2 separate regions of the Homo sapiens genome follow, and region 2 is linked to region 1. A link is a loop called in an ENCODE intact Hi-C map of the cell type or tissue named here. Cell type or tissue: gastrocnemius medialis. All regions are shown on one strand. Each heading gives the region's core, and the rest is flanking DNA. Links, peaks and the distances in the headings are about the cores only.

Region 1 (9,063 bases), core at 596-8,595:
AACTTCCAGCCTCAGGTAATCCTCCCACCTCGGCCTCCCAAAGTGCTGAGATTATAGGTGTCAGTCACTGTACCCAGCCCCAGTCCATTTTTAATTTGAAAAAGAAAGGATTAGAATAGAAATATTAGAGTACATTAGATGTACTAAGGTAAGTATTGCTTCTTGGAGCTGTTGTTTCATATAGATACATATCTGTATATGTAATATATACATACATATGCATTCACACATATATTTAAGTAAATATAATATAAAATATGAAATATGTTTCTTACTGTGGGCACTAATTTATACATTTGGAAAAACTGGACTATATAATAAAAAGACGCATAGTCTGATTGAAGACCCAAGGTATCTGTTCTACTATTAGTAAAATAAGAAAAGGAAAGAGACTATAACTGACACTAAATCCTTCTCTCAGATTAAAGTTTAAAAACCTTTTAGATATAGATTATTTTCTCGGAGATATTGAGGGAAGAATCTATCGTATATATTTATGAAGTTATCATAAGTATTAAAGACTGGGCTCAGGGCTTGATATTAAAGGTTTGTTTCATTAGTGAAAGTATAATGTTAATTACAGAAAATTCACATTCCGACTGAGCATGAATGAGTTTGTTTGGCTTTACCTTCAAACACAGATCAGCCTTTGTCCTAGGCATCCATCTTTTAAACCAATTCCACCAGAAAGAATCAGCAACAGTCTTAAAAATCTAGACTATTTCTATCTCTAATGCTAAGGTAAAGGCCTCCAGTGAGACAAGCAGATGGAGCATAAAAACAAGGTCGCATAAAGATAAAAATGACAAGCAAGAGCAAACATCATTCTCCCAATGGTTGAATCCATCTTTTCTGAAACTTCCCAAATCAGAGAATCAGTTATAGGTCTTAATTTATCTTACCCGGGAAAAGAGTCAGAAGGGAGAAAGTGAAGCTGGCCAAGGCTGGAGTTAGGATTAAACCTACCATCTTCAAGGCATCATACACTTTCATTTGCTTTAGGGATAGAGCATGGTGAAGCTGGGTTTGCTCCCAGGAAAGAGCACTCCCCTCAGCGGTTTCTGTTTTAAAAACTCATTGAAGGGAAATTGTCCTAAGGAACATTGCACTTCTAGAGAAACCCAGGTCTCTAACTCTTGTCCTCAATATATTTAAAATTCCAACCACAATTATTAAAATAACGGTTAATAAAATATTTTGTCCTATGACCTTTCAGATGACTCACACTTAAAAACAAATTTACTAGGAGGAACATCAACCATATATATTTTTTGTCCTTTAACCCTTAAACAGATTGACACTTTAAAAAATTAACAAGGAGCATCTCCTACTATGATGTTTTTTTCTAATTTGGAAGTGCCCCTGTGCTACAATAGTTTCATTATTTGAGTGAATTGATTACTTCCCTATATTTAGTTTGCTTTCACTGAGCTTTCTGTTACCTTCTACTGCTTCCCAGCTGAATAATTTCAAAGAGAAATTATCTTTCATAGGCAGGAAGCTAAATACTTCTATGATTTTTGGAACACTGAAATATTTCTTGAGCCACTCTCAAAGTACCTGCAGAGTAGGAATACATACATATATATTTTTTCGGGGGGAGGAAGTTTTCTTTTTCTTTTTTTTTTTAAGTATTTTTTCTTTGTACTTCTTACAGATACTTTTTGGACATATAAGTGTCTGTTGTTATTACTAAGGGCTGTTATGAAGGACTTTGAAGATCACTTAAAGACTGATATCTGCTGGAGGAGAAAGAGGATAGGAAATTATGGGGGAGTGAGTCACAAAGAGTTTGGGTCATCTCTCCTTTGAAATAAAAAAATAGAGATTTCAAACATTCAGAAAAGTATACAAAATATATATGAATAATATACTGCTGAGATATAAAATGGATTATGCCATTTTATCACATTACCTTCAGGTCTCCCATTCTCTTGTGGATTTTTTCCCCTTTGTTTATTTGTAATAATACATAAGTAAGATCCTCCCACCCATCAAACGACCCCATATTCCTTCTTCCCAGGGATAACCTCTAAAATAAGATGGATGTTCTTTCTCCCAGGCATGCAGTTTTCTTCTTTATTGGCCTCATCAATAGAAATGAGGACAAATAATATTATTTTCTACCTGATAAGATTATTGATTGTGTGAATTAAATAAATTAATATATATGAAATGCTTATAACAATGTTTTACACATATTATATGGCCAACAAATTTAGTTAGCTAGCAAGCTGTTCTTTAGCTACGTCTCCACAAACCATATATTATTCTTTAAATGTATTTTAAATTTGATTAGGTGGAATACCATGAAGCTGATGATATTTGACCTTGTTTGATCTATACACAAAAAAGGAATTTTATATAATGACTCCATTTGTATATGTATATTGCATTGCATATAACTTTTAAATACAAAATAATTTATAAGATTTATAAGATTATTCATATATCAGATCTGCATTATTAATATTCACTGCTTGACAGAATTCCATTTTGTCATCATAACAAAATGTATGTAGGTTTTCTGAACTTGAGGTTCCACTGCATTGCTTCCACATTTTCACCCTATAAACAGTGTAGTGATGGACATCATTGCATGTGCTTTCTTATGCGTGAGTGAATTCATGTAAAGTAAAACCTAAAAGTGGAATTCTTAGTTCAACAGTATGCATGTCTTTCACTTCACTGGGAATGGCCAAATTATTTGCCGATGTTTGAACTGACATACATTCTCCTTGGAATGTATTCATAGTGTGAAGCCTGCAAAAATAAGGAGACATATTATTTATTGTGCAAGTCAAAGACCTTTCAGTGGAGCCTTAAATGTGCCTCTGAAAGAGGTCATCGGGGGAGATGTTTTCAGAAGAGAAATGTAAACTCTAAGGAATAATCAAATGAAAATGCTGCAAATGAAAAACATGGTACAGAATACCTGCGATCTGGGTCCAGGTGATTTATAGCAAGTTTTTCAAGGGATGGAATTGATTGATACTGGGGAAGTTTTTGAAGGCAATACTATGCATTTTGAGTGTTCTTCATTACTTTATATAGAAACAAATTTCTGTCTGAAATCATATTCCTTCTACCTAAAGGTCTGTCTTTAATTTTTCTTGGAGAGTGGGTATCCCTCAGCATTTATCTGAGAAATACTTTATTTCTCTTTTATTTTAGAAAAATATTTTCACTAGATATAGAATTCTAAGCTGCCATTTTTATTTTGGTTCATTCAAAGTGCTAGTCCTTTGTCTTTCAGTTTGCATGGTTTCTGAGAAGCCGATTGTAATTTTTATCTCTGGTCATATTTAATGTGTATTTTTTCATGTGACTTCCTTCAAAAGTGTCTCTGTCTTTATTTAAGCAGTTTGAATATGATGCATCTATGGGTGGTAATTTCCCCCTTAGTGTTTTCTGAACCTCTTGGATTTATGTCTGTTATTAAGTTTGGAAAAAAAATAAGCTTATTTTTTCAAATGTATTCTGTTCCGTTCTTCATATATTGCAATTATGTGTATAGGAAAGAGTTGGATGATGTTCACATTCTTGGATGCTCTGTGCTGTTTTTGTTGTTGTTGTTTATTTGTGTTCTTTGCTTTTTCACTCTTTTGTCCTCTTTGTGTTTAAGTTAGATAATTTCTACTGACCTATCTTCAGGTCCCGTAAATCTTTGCTTGACTGTATCTAGACTACTGATGAGCCTCTCAGAAGAATTCTGTACTGGTTTTTTTTTTTTTCAATTTATTTCTAGTGTTTACATGTGATTTTTTTAAAAGTAGTTTTAATCTTTCTGCTGAAATCATTCATCTAATCTAGTATGTTTCCTTACTTCTTTATTATACCTTTAACATTTTAATTATAATAATTTTAAATGAGAAATTTCAACATCTGTCATATATGGGTCTGGAGTTAATTTTTTTTTGTTTCTTGATAGTATGCTTTTTTTCTTGCTTTTTTTTTTAAAACAAGGAGACATATTGTGTAGGACAGTAGAGACTGAAGTAAATATATTTTATACTTAGAGATAGACACACCTTTAGTATGGGATTTAAGTTAGTCTAAGTGGGAGTTGGGAGAAGTTTAAAGTTTTTGCTATGGTTACCTTCCTTTTAACACAGGATTTAAAATCTTCAGGAACACCTTGATTTAGGATAGGGCTGGTTTGTCAGGGATTTTGGTTTTTAATTTTTCCCCAATTGCTGCTCCGTCCTCAGGTTTAGATCTTCCCTTTACACTGTACCTCAGAAGAAAGGCTATCTCTTGCAGTTAACCTGTTATTTGATATTTGTTAGTTTTGTGGTTGAGAGTACAGAGTGTTCTCTGTGGTTCTGATTAAGCCTCTGTCTTTGGCATCATATCCTAGGTTTCAAGAGTGTTCCCTTCTCAGTACTACCACTTCTATCCTGGTATATTTCTGACACCAGTAAATATCCCCGCCCCTTTGCTAGGGTAAAAAGCTTTTTTCCCCCTGTTCCCTTCTCCTGGCTGCAATAGATCTTCACCAGTACCCTAATCATGGCTATGTTTGTTGCCATGCCCTCTCCTCTCACATATTAAGGTTTTTGTTTCATAGGAGATTTAGATTAGAAGAGCCAATGTAGGAGAGTTTTGTGACTTCCTGCAGCGGTTGCTGTTCCCTTCCCTAAAGCCTGCACCATTAAAAAGACTTTTCTAATGATTTAAGTCAGTTGGGTTAATGGAAAGATTCCCACAAGAGTGTGTAGAATGCCTCTATGTTTGCAGCCTCTAGAGGTGTCACCCTCCCTTGTTAATGTGCACTCAGACTCCACTGATACACCAATCAACCTTACTGAACTATCTTTCCAGTTCCTGTGTCCTGAACAATTAAGCCACAACTTACAGCTCATACTTCTTTCAGGCACTTGTCTCTTCTCCAGTTTTAGGCCATTTCACTGTTCTACTACGTCAGCTCTCTGCTGAGTTTAAGAAAAATAATAAACTTATTGTTTGCTGACATCTTTTGTCATTGTTGTATGTTATGGAATAACATTCTTCACAGTTCTCTATATCACTGAGTAAAATATGTGCCAATGCGTATATTCCCAAGGAAGAAATTTGGTTGTTGAACATTTAGGTCATAAAGAAGTCTGGCAATTTCAGAAAGGTTGGGAATTCATTGCCTGCAGTAGCTAATGAGAGTAGAAATTATTTAAATTTTCTCCTAGTGTCTGGCTTCTGAAAGTTTTGTATGGTTTTTAGCCTATCAAAAGTAAGCAATGTATTACCTTCTGTCATATATTACGTCTTAGTTAATACACATTTATTGATAAAATTGCAATTTATTTTAGAAAATATTTATATTCTTTTCGAGCTAAAATGGTATGTGGATAGAACTTGATCTTTAAATTCAGGTCTTCTTTAGTACATGGCCAAAGGTCATCCAGGTATGGAAATACAATGGAATCTAAAGGAATTGTAAAGTCATTAAAACCCTGGTAAATAACTTGTGAAAAGAAGGAAACTTACTAAATTCTGAAGTATAGATGCCTATTTATATTGTTGACCTTGTCAGGCAAAGGCAGAGGTAGGAAGTTTTTTGATCTAAAGGGACAACAAAGAAAGCAGGACCCAAATCCAGAACTGTAAATTATATAGCCTCATGACACTAAATATAAAATGATTTGTTGTGGATACCATGGGGAATAACTATTTTATTTATACTTATATAAAGTTATACACACACACACATATATATACACACATATATATATATGTTGGGGGAAATTTTGTTAACTAGTATTCTCAAAATAATATATATTCTTGTCTGTTGGGTTCCTCTTGACTTGGAGGATAGAAGTATTAGAATGGCTGGCACAGGTATAACGTGTCTTTTATTGATTTAGTCTTTTCTTTGTCGCAGCTTTAGAGGGTGTTGTCAAAGCTTTGGTAGAGGTCTGGATGGGTCTATCTGAACCTTCATAGGCTTAGTCACTAGAATTCTGTTGGTATTAGTAGACATTTTAGTTCATAGAGATTCCAGTTGTTTGTGAAGATCTTCAATTTAGTTTGGATTTTGACATAAGAATATCAGTAAGTCAATATCCGAGTTAGCTATGACTTTATTATAAATAGGGGGGGTCCCTGAAGAACTTCAATGAAGAGACTATCGGGAAAATATTGAGTCTGGCCATTCGATTTGCACAGTATACCCATCTCTATAAAGTTAGCAGCTGTGTTATCACAAAAAGGGTAAGAATATTATCAGTTAGACATATGTGTGTGAGTGTCTGAGGATTATTAGAGATGTCCATGATCTGATTAATTTATTGACTTTGAATCAGAAGTTGACTAGCAATGTAAAGTTTTTCAGCCAGTATTTGTGTAAATCAAAAATACGTGGGGTAGAGCAAGATGCCCAAATAGATGCCTTCACTGATTGTACCCCCAAAAGGAACACCAGTTCAACAAGTATGTTCACACAGAAAGCACCTTCATAAGAACCAAAAATTAGGTAAGCAATCACATTACCTGGTTTTAACTTTGCATCACTGAAAGGCACTAAAGAGGGTAAGAAAGACAGTCTTGAATTGCTGACACTGCCCCTCCCCGACCCCCTGGCAGTTTCTGCATGGCACAGGGAATCTGTGCACATGCAGGAGAGAGAATGCAACATTTTGAGACCCAGCATTGAACTCAGTACTGCCCTATCACAGTGGGAAGCAAAACTGGACTGAACTCAACTTACCACCACCCACCAAAAGGGAGCATTTGGAAAAGCCCTAGCCAGTGATCATCCCAAAGGTCAGAAATTACGTGTCAGCAAGCCTCACCACCGTGAGCTAAAGTGCTCTGGAGCCTTAAATAAACTTAAAAGGCAGTCTAGGCCACAAGGACTCCAATTCCTAACACTCCTACTGCTGTGCTGGGCTTAGAGCCAGTGGACATAGAACACCAGCTGGGGTGGCTAAGCAAGAACTTGCACCACCCCTCCCTCAACACCAGGAAGCACAACTTGGAGTAATGAAAGTGTCTCCTTTCTTCTACTTGAGGAAAGGGAAATCTTTCTTCCAAAAGAAGACTTTGTCTTGCATCTTGTATATCATCTCAGCCACAGTAGGATAGGGCACAGGGCAGAGCTGTGAGGCCCTAGCTCTTGGACAACATGTCCTTGAGCTCCTGCCTTGAAGAGGAGGAGTCAGTCCTGGCAGAATTTATCACCTGCTCACTAAAGAGCCCTTGGGCCTCAAGAACCAAGCAGGAATACCCAGATGGTAAACCGTGGGCCTTCAGTGAGACTCTGAGGTGTGATGACTTCAGGCACCAGTTCAGCCACAGTAGGGTAGAGCACCAAGTGGACTCTTGGGGTTCCTAGTTCCAGGCTGTGGCTCTTGGATAGTATTCCCGGACTGGCTTTGGACCAGCGGGGAGCCTACTGCCCTGAAGGGTGTGTCCCAGTTCTAGCAGCAGTCACCATAAACTGCCTGATGAGCCCTTGGACATTAGGTGTACATTAGAGGTAGCCGAGCAGTAACCATGGTGGGTCTGTGGTGGTGGCCATGGAGAGAGGCTTGCTGCCTGTGGAAAAGAGAGAAGAGAGTGGGAAGGAACTTGTCTCATGTTTTGAGTGACAGCTTAGCTATAATAGAATAGAACACCAAGTAGATTTCTAAAGTTTTGACTCTAGTCCCTGGCTCCCAGATGACATCTCTGGACTCACCTGGGGCCTGGAGGAACTAGCTACCTTGAAGGGAAGGATACAAGTCCGTCTGGCTTCCCCACCTGCTGATTGCAGAGCCCTAGGGCCTTGAGAAAATATAGGCAGTAGCCAGGGAGTGAGTATAGCAGGACTTGAGCAATATCCAGTTCTGTGCTGGCTTCAAGTCTGACCCAGCAATGTCCGAGTGGAAGTGGCCACAGGGTTGCTTGTGTTCTCCCTCCCCCAGCTCCAGGTGGCTCAGCACAGAGAGAGACAAACTCTGTTTGACTGGGAGTAGGTGAGGGAAGAGAACAAGATTGTCTGCCTGTTAATACAGATAATTTATTTGTATTTTGTCCAAGACCACCGAAGTGGTACATCTACTAGTCTGCAAGAACTGTAGGGTTACTGGGTTTGGGTAGCCCCCTAATGCAGATATGGCTTATATCACAATGCCCAAGTCCCTTCTAATACCCGGAAACCTTTCCCAAGGAATATGGGTAGAAACAAGCCCAGACTGCAAAGGCTACAATAAATATTTAACTATTCAATGCTCAGACACCAGCAAACATCCACAAGCCTCAGTAACATCCAAGAAAACATGACCTCACCAAATGAACCAAATAAGGCACCAGAGACCAATCTTGGAGAAAAAGAAATATATGATCTTTCAGACAGGGAATTCAAAATAGTTGTTTCGATGAAACTCAAAATAATTCAAAATAACACAGAGAAGCATTTCAGAATTGTATCAGCTAAATCCAACGAGGAGATTAAAATAATTAAAAAGAATCAATCAGAAATTCTGTGGTTGAAAAATGCAATCGACATACTGAAGAATACATAGAAGTTTCTTTTTTTTATTATACTTTAAATTCTGGGGTGCATGTGCACAACGTGCAGATTTGTTACATAGGTATACATGTGCCATGTTGCGCACCCATCAACTCATCATTTACATTAGGTATTTCTCCTAATATTATCCCTCCCCCAGCCCCCCACACCCTGACAGGCCCCGGTGTGTGACGTTCCCCTCCCTGTGTCTTAATAGCAGAATTGATGAAGTAGACAAAATAGATTTCAAGACCAAAACTATAAAAAGGGAGACAAAGAGTACTATTATATAATGACAAAGGTGTCAGTTCAGCAGGAGAATATAGCAATTGTAAATATATATGAACCCCAAACTGAAGCAACCAGATATATAAAGCAAATAGTATTAAAACTAAAGAAAAGTTAGACTCCAATAAAATAATAGCTGGAGACTTCAATATCTTACTCTTAGCATTGGAAATATCATCTAGACTGAAAATCAAGAAAGAAACATTGGACGTAATCTGCACTATAGATATAATGGAACTAACAAGTCTTTACAGAACATTTCATCCAACAGCTAGCTGCAGAATACA
Region 2 (9,063 bases), core at 606-8,605, 60 kb before region 1:
GGAAGCTGGTGAGTGGAAGCTGATATAAGAATAAAATAGATTTTACAATTGAGGTTTCAAACTAGGCTGAATATTTAATACCCCAAATTACTGGAAAATTGAGGACTATATCAATATGCTTTTAAACAAGAGGGAAGGGAAATCCAACATTGAATATTGGCAGGCAATTAGAGAAAATTAAACCTTTTAAAAATTTTTTTGAGGCTGGGTGCAGTAGCTCACTCCTGTAATTCTAATGCTTTGGGAGGCTGAGGCAGGTGGATCGCCTAAACCCAGGAGTTCAAGACCGGCTTGGGCAACATGGTGAAACTCCATCTCTAATAAAAATCCAAAAATTAGCCAGGCTTGGTGGCATGCTGTAGGGAGCCGAAGGCCTGAGAGTTGTGACTAACACGGCATTCCACTGAAGGCTATATGATCAAACAGCAAACTGTTTATCATGAGCGCAGAATGTGAGCAAACTCGCTTCTGTGCCTGTTGCCAGAAGGTTTGCTGGGGGCAGTCACTCCCTGGCACTGTTCTCCTTGAGGAACACCTGGAGACTACTGTTCAAAGAATGAAGTCATGCAGGCCTGCATTAAGTCAAGCAGCTGACCAGAATACCCCCTTCTCCCTATCTCCTTTACTCAAAAATGCGAAGGGCTATAAAGGCTCGGGCCCTCATTCACTAGAAGCAAGGACCCCCCTGACTTCTTATTGCAAATATACTCTTTTGTCTTTGTCCTTATTCCTGCATTCGTCCTCCTTTGTCACAACTACTCAGGAGTCTGAGGTGGGAGGATCACCTGAACCCAAGGAGGTCAAACCTTCAGCAAACCATGATCATGCCACTACATTCCCGCCTGGTCAACAGAGTGAGGCTCTATCTTAAAGGAAAAAAGGAAAAAAAAAATGTTTTGACACTTGTAAACATGGCTGATGCCTACATGCATTTTATAATTTTAAAACTTCCATGTTTCACTTCCATGTGAAAACTCAGATCTTGAATGCGTTTTGTAAAGGGTGAAGTTCTTTTGCTGATAATAGTCTTGAATATGGCTGTGTGAGTGTGTGAGTGTATGGATGTCTATGAGGTAGAGTGTGTATGTGCATGCTACAAGAGTAGGCAAGTTGAGAGTTACATTGCACAGGACCTGCACTCTCTAGAACGGATCAGTGAGGCAGTATATAGGGAGGCTGTACCCTGGGAGGTCATTACATCTTATTACTAACATAAACAAAGTCTAGAAATTCAAAGTTGGATTATGAATTACAAGAGATCCAAAGTTTTCTGCCTTCTAATCTTATTTACAGTGATACATTTCTGAGTAAAGTATTATGAATTCTGTTTAATGTAGCCTCATTCAATTCAGTCAACATTCAATAGACATATATTGAGCTTCTATTAATTAAAATATAAGAAGGAAAAGAGATAAGTAACCTGTCAATTATAATAGAGTGCCACAAATTGCTAAAGATTTTTATAACTTTAAACTATATTACTTGAAATTTCCCAACATCTCACAAGGTTTGGAATTCTACCATAAGACATAGAGACATGAATTTGCGTCCTGATTTTAAGCAAATTAATGGTAGAAGTATTTAAAAAAAAACTCTGATTCCCAAGTTTACCATTAGGCAGCAGGATAAACTGGTGTCAGAATTCTTTCTATGTTCTGAAACCTGGACACAAAGATAAGCTGAGAAACAAGTGAACAAATAAACAGCAACAATAACAGTAATAAAAACTTCCACTTGCTCCCATCTTTGAAAAATGTCTCAGAAAGGAAACAAAAGCATAACCTAAATTTAAATTGTATTTATTGCTGATGTTCAGGATATTAATCAAATTTGAATCAAAATGCATTATACTTTCCGTTGTATAAAGAATGACTACAGTAATACAGCTGATTAAAAAAATTACTAGAACTTATATGATTAATTGACTGTTTACCCAACCAAATCGTGTTTTGCAAGTGTTGTTCCTGAAACCCAGATAATTTTGAAGTTGCATGTTGGAAGTCCCTCCAGGGTCTGAAGCAAATTTTTCTACAAATTTTACTTGGGGGAAGCAGTTAAAAGTGATTTTGAGTCGCATCGTTGAAGAGGTCAATAATCAAGGCAAGTATACTGTCTTCAAAGGCTGCTTCCTTGGGAAACAATAATAGTGGTGATGATGATAACAGCTTCAAAAATAATAACAGCCACTATTCACTCATATTACTGCTTCCCAGAAGCCAGGCTCTGTGCTAAACTCTTCATATACATATTTTCTCATTTAATACATTGAATAAGATCTAGGTTAGGCATTATTATCATTATACCTAGTTTGTTGCAAGTAAAACTGAATCCTAAGAAGGTCAGTGTGGCTGGACTGAGAGTATAAGGGACAAACTTGTAGAAGATAATGAAGGGTTGGGGATACAGACTTTATAGGGCATTGTAGCTCAGTGAAGAATTTGACTTTGACTCCCAGTAGAAACATAAGCTTGACTTATGTTTTTAATGAAATAACTCTGGCTGCTGGTTTGAGGACACACCGCAAGACAGCAATGACAGGAGTAGGGAGACCAGGAAGACCCTATTGGCATAATCATGTCAAGATAGTGGCTGATACCAGAATGACAGTAGTAGGGACAGTGGAAAGTGGTCACATTGTAAGCATTTTGAAAACAGAGAAAACAAAATTTGCTGATGAACTAGTTCTAGAGTTGATAGTAAATGAGGGATTAGATATGACATCAAATGTTAGGCATAAGTAACTAGAAGAATGGAGTTAGACTTAATAAACATGGAACTGTCCATAAAAGCCTGTATTTATAGGGGATGAACTCATGTGGAGCTTATTCTTGGATATGTTGAGTCTGCCAAGTCTACTAGATGTCCAAATGAAAATGTCAAGCAGACAACTGGATATACAGAACTGTAGTTCAGGGCTAAAAACATAAAACTGTGAATCATCAGTGCATGGATTATATGTATTTTTATTTTAGATGTTAAATAACCAGCCCAAGGCTCAAGTGGCAGAGTTGCCTGACTCCAAAGCTCATAACCTATTAATAAACCATCCTGCTAGTATAATCTTAATTTTTTATTTGCAAGTTTACCCACACCATTAAATAGCTTGTTTAACAAATATTTATTGGACCCTGTTATGTGCTGGACACTTTGCAAATTGTTGGAGATAGAGAGATTGGATTAAGACATATTGTGTGTGATTTCTTATTGCAAAAATTGTACAGTCGAGTTGAGAGACTGTCTCAGTCCTGAGAAAATCACAGCTTAAAGAGTCAATAAACCCCTATGGTCCCAATGACAAAGAAGGTAGCCAGGAAATGACTTTAGGCCAGCTTTTAAATTTTTGAGTTAAGATGTAAAATTAAGATAAAGCAATTGTGTTGATTGAATCATATTAATACATTCCTAGTTCTGAATTGCTTTTGGAAACTAGCCAGGTGACCATTACATTTTATGTCAACTATTTAGCATGATAGCCATTCTTGAATGAGAGCTCTAACAAATAATAATATCAATATATCAATATTTATTAGGTTAATATAAGCATTTTTATACAGGAGAAGAAAAAATATTCTTTTAGATTAATGCTGAATCTTGGCATTGAGCCAAAGTCTGTTTTCTCTCATGTCCATCTATTAGTTCTCTTCTCTGCTTTCTTTCTATTTTCCATCAGGGACACTATTAAATTCGCATTGTCTCTGGCTATCCTCTTTCTATCAAAATCTATTCCAAAGAAACAATGAAAATTTATAATAAATACTTTAATATGCATTTAAGTCTGCTCTATCCTTCTCGGGGTTGTGTGTTTAGTTTATATTGTGACATCGCTGCCCTATTGAACAATGTCTATGTGCAATTGTGTGGTGGATTTGTTATGTGCCAGCTTGGCTATGCTGAACCACATTTTCTACAATTTCACTTCTCTTTTCCTTTTGCATGGGTTAACTGCAGATTCTTGTGTGAGATTTGAAGTGTAGAGGTGAAGCAGCAGCCCTGTGGAAGCTCATACACGCCAGTTACCTACTGACCCACTTCATGGGCACAGAGCCGAGAAAGGGCGTGCAATAGTTCCTTCTTCCCTAGGATCCTCCTTCAGATTCTCTGACTCTTGTGCCAGGTGTGGGTGTTTAGCTCCAAGGGGAAGGGCCCTAGCTTCTGCAGGACACCCATGCCATCAAGGTCAAGGGAAACAAGAACTGACACAAGTCATAGTCCATCTTTCTCAGCCTAGTTAATACTTATGAGTTCCAACTGGTCATTTAGTTTTTTAAATAAGCCTTTTATTATAGAACAGTTTTAGATTTACAACATTATTGTGAAGATAGGGTTTTCATATGCCCCATACCTATTTATGCCTATTATTAACATCTTATATTAGTATGATATATTGGTTATAAGTAATAAATATTTGTACATTATATTATAAAGTTCATACTTTTTCTTTAATTTTTTTCCAGTATTTTCTTTTTGTTTTAGAGTCTCATCTAGAATTACCAAATTACACATAATAGTCCCACCTCCTTAGGCTCCTCTTGGTTGTCACAGTTTCACAGACTTCCGTTGTTTTTGATGACTTTGACAGCTTTGAAAATTACTGGTCATGTATCTTGTAGAATGTCCCTCTGTTGTGATTTGTCTGATTATCTTTCTCTTTCCTAGTTACACTGCGATAATATGTTTTTGGGAGGAAGAACACCAAAGTAAACTGCCATATTTTCATATCTTATCAAGGTACTTACTATCAATATGATTAATCACTGTTGATGCTAACTTTGATCACCTGGTTTGAGGTAGTGTTGGTCAGGTTTCCCCATTGTGAAGTAACTCTTTTTTCTTCCTCTTTCCATACAGCACTCTTTGGAAGAAAGCCCCTTACAGTCAGCTCACATTTATGAATGGGAAATTATGCTCTACCTTCTTAAGGGCAGAATATCTATTTCTATTATTCAGAATTCTTCTGCATGAGAGATTTGTCTATTCTGCCCCATTTACTTATTTCTTTTGTTCAATCATTTACTTGTGTCAATATAAACTCATGAATATTTATGTTCTTATTAGGGTTATAATCCTATACTACTTCATTTTGTTGCTTAAATTGTTCTAATATTGGCCATTAGGAGCCCTTTCAGTTGGCTCCTATCTCTCTGACATCCCTATCATAGTGGTTGGTTTGTTTTTGAGCACTTTCTTACTTTCCGGCACTACAAGATGTTGTAGGCTCATCTCATATATTTCTCATTTCACTTCTAGAATCAGCCATTTTCCCAGTAGTTTTGTTTCCTTTTATTAAAAAATGATATTAGAAACCACAATCTAGACACCCAGGTATGCTTATTGCTACAGGAGTTTCTTTACTTGTTGGCCCTCTCAGCTGTTTGGGCCAGAAGATATTTGTGTGTATACTAACCAGTGTATACAGACATATCTATAAATATTTCTATATGTAACCATCTGTATCTATGTTTAGCTAAACATGAGTCCATATTGCTGTCTCCAGGGATACAGCTTGTTCTTGCTTTTACCCGGTTTACATTCATCTTTCCTTTTCCAACTTCTTGCCCTGTGCACTTCAAGATCCAGCATTGTATTAGCAGATAACATCGTGACAAGAGACTGTTTAAGCAATTTTCACAATTTGTGTAAGGTTAAATCCCTGTAATAAAAATAAAGCCAATATATGTGTGTAAGTGTGTGTGCATGTGTAGGTATATATGTATATATTATATATAAGCATATATATTTACATGTATGTGAACATATATTTATATAAATCTATGTATATATGCATATATGTGGATGTACATACATATATATGCATATTTTATTTATATATACACCCATATATACACATATATATACATATATTAAAAATATATATATATTTTATGGTATATATACCATAGATATATATATATATATATATCTATGGTATATATGGTAAACCCAACTTGTTCACAACTTGTTCAACTTCAGGTATCTTCAGTGCAGCAAAGGCAATCGTACACCATGGGGAAATGTTGGGTATCTCAGTAAGAGGGGATTAGAAAAAGCTGTTATAGTATTTGAGCTTTGGTTGAGTAATTTTGGGGAGGTTCTAAGAAAACAGAGGTTTGCTCTAGATTGGACGTTATCAGAAAGTAGAGGTAATTTTGTGATTGAATATTTTAATAAATCTTATCTATAAGTGGGGATAAGTAGGAATAAAGCTACAAATGGCAAAACATAGAAGTCTCTCATTTAAAGAGAGAGAGGACTGTTTGCTATTTTGGGTTGCACAGTGACCTTGTCTGAGGTACGTGTTTAGTGAGATTGGTTTTGTCTAATGAGAGAACTGTGTCATATAGTTGTAAGCATCAGATCAGTCTTTAATAACATTGAGGCTTAGCTAAGGATGTCAGATCTGTCTTCAGACATCAGCATCTTTTTTGAAAATTGATATATCTATTGGTTGATCTATCTCACTCTCTATCTATCTATCTGCCTACTTACCTATCCACCCAACTGTGGCATAATAAAAATAAGAAACATATATTGGGTCTTTGCCCCTGTATCCTGTCATATAACTCCTAAAATCCTTGGGATCTCAGATGTGATAAGTGTCTTTCTGTATGCTAACAGGATGACTGGTGCCTGTGGGCTCCCGAGTAGCCTCAAGATGGGGACTGGTTGCCAGAAAAAGCACCCATATGATTAGAGGGTTAGAACTTTCAGCTCCAACTTCTGGCCTCCAAGGAGAGAGGGGCTGATGGTTGATCCAATCACCAATGGCAATGGTTTAATCAATAATGGCTACATAATAAAGTCTCCATAAAAATCCAAAACAACAGAGTTCAGAGAGCTTCCGGGTTGTAGAACACTTGGAGAACTGAGCGTGCAGCTTCCTCAGAGGGCACAGATGTTCCATGCCCCTTTTTGCATACCTTGCCTGTGGGTCTCTTCCATCTGGCTGTTCCTGGGTTGTATCCTTTTATAAGACACCACTTGTAATTATTTTAATTTACTTTATAATAAATAAATTGTTTTCCTGAGTTCTGTGAGCCATTCTAGCAAATAATTGAGCCTCAAGAGGGAGTCATGAGAACCTCTAATTTATAACCACTTTGTTAGATGCAGTGGTCACAGACTGGACTTAAAATTAGAATAAAAAGTGGAATGGTGGTTTTGTGGGATTTGACCCCTCAACTTGTGGGATCTGATGCTACCTCCAGGTAGATAGTGTTGGAATTAAGTTAAATGGTGGTATAATCATTTGGTGTCTGCTTCGTGTGTGAAAAAACAAACATTCAACTGTCCGAAGTGAGGTAATGAGAGTGGTCTAAGTATAGAAGAAAAAAACAGTTTATTTATTTGCTGTGCATTTGGTGTCAGATAAGTGGGATTTGCTAGAACAGCACTAGCTCACAGAGGCATGTGGTTTGGGAAGAGAAAGAATGAAAGGGCAGAGGATAAGGAACCTTAGATTTCTAGGTGGTCACATGGTCACCCACGGTATGGAACAGCAGCCGTGCTGTGCTCAGTTACTAAAGGTAAAAGCTACCAATGGGATGTAGAGATGGATATGACTCCCAGAAAGCTGGTTCACTGAATGTGTAAGAAAAGCAAACTAATAAGGAAAATGAAAATTAATATGAAAAAGGCAAAATATGCCATCCCTTGGTTATTGTTATTTGTAACAGTTAAAATGAAATTAAAAGAGAGTGCTAGGTAGGACCTTGATGCTAGACCAAGCTCAGATTCCAGTGCATCTGAGCTTCTGACTCTATCCTCAAAGCTGATTCCTATGGGAAAAATTATTCAAGGACAACAGAAAGTACCTCTTCGACCTCTGGTCACCAAGGAGACAGTCAAAGTGGAAGAAGGGGAAAACAAAGAATTTCCTGAAACCAGGGAATGTAATCTGAAGGAATTGTTTCATTTTCTGCATCAGTATCATCAGCTTCTTAAAGAACCTTTACTAAAACGGATGTGAGAGTAATTAATTTGGGGGCAGTATCTTTGGCTTCAAACGCTGCAAATTCAAAGAGGATGTTTGGGTTGATACAGGATCCACAGCTCACTGTGGAAAAATCAAACATAACTGTACATGATCCAGACACACAACAGATTATTTCCAAGTGAACAGCTAGCCTGGTGGACTGGATAAAGGCCACTATAAAGTCTCTTTACTTTGAGGAGGGGGACTGCCCACCTTCCTCTATAAATGCCAAATGGAATAGCCCCAGATGAAGTAACAGATATGCTTTGTGTACAAGCCATGTGAGACTGACTTTATGATAGCTGGGCTATTCACCCACTGATTATGCCTGTAACCCAGGTCCTGCTGAGTGCCATGGTTAAAGGGTCCCTGTTTACATGGGCATCCCATATAACCATATCACTCCAAAACCAAACAACAGTTCAGGAGACTTGTGGAATTTGCTGTCTTAGCTCCCCCTCATGGGTCTTACAGACGCTAATAAAAATATTAGATTAGTTAACGAGAGAATGGGGAAAAGCTAAGGTGAGTCAAGGGACTGGTCTTAGCAGGGTAGAGATGGCTAAATGATTATTAAAAAATAGATGAATACAGTAAATATTGATAGAAGCAAAAAAAAAGAGGAAAATGAGGCAGGGAGGAGTGGGGAGAGTAACAAAACTTATCCCAGCAGTGAGAAAATCTTTGGATGGTTATTAAGAAGCAGGATGAATAAAACAGACATTGATGAGGTTAAAACTATAGTTTAAATAGAACACTCCCAAAAGTTGAATGAGCCAAAGGAAGCCCTAGCTGCTCCTCCAACATTAAAGGGATTCAAATAAGTTCACACTATTTACACATGTTAGAAGAAATTTTAAAAGCTGAAAGACAAATATTACAATGAAAACTCTGGCCTGTAATCATTTTGGCCAATGGTCAGGCAGATTAATCTAAATAAAAATTAACAAAATGGCAAGAGTCTCTTGGCTTAACACTTTATTAGGGACCCAAACGCTTTGCACTGGGTGAAATGGTTAGAAGATAAGTTTCTGAGACTCCTTGATATGGGAACACAGGCACTGTGGTGTCAGAACTCATTGGTGAAACCC

What was found. A loop is a pair of places that touch in the nucleus more often than their neighbours do. Peaks named below come from ENCODE experiments on the same cell type or tissue, not always from the same donor. Only the 100,000 strongest peaks of a DNase experiment are listed, where the experiment ranks them.
Region 2: it touches region 1 in a loop (2.2-fold over the local background); 5 of 110 quality-filtered maps call a loop at or near these places.

What each region holds. Positions count from the first base shown.
Region 1 is chr17:53,930,419-53,939,481 of GRCh38, reverse strand. No RefSeq gene overlaps it. Among named protein-coding and RNA genes, the nearest start is that of KIF2B, 110 kb to the right of the region's middle. In gastrocnemius medialis, for the core only: no CTCF peak of the experiment used is centred there; no DNase peak of the experiment used is centred there; H3K4me3 peaks cover 722 bases; H3K27ac peaks cover 2,877 bases.
Region 2 is chr17:53,990,875-53,999,937 of GRCh38, reverse strand. No RefSeq gene overlaps it. Among named protein-coding and RNA genes, the nearest start is that of KIF2B, 170 kb to the right of the region's middle. In gastrocnemius medialis, for the core only: no CTCF peak of the experiment used is centred there; no DNase peak of the experiment used is centred there; H3K27ac peaks cover 1,656 bases.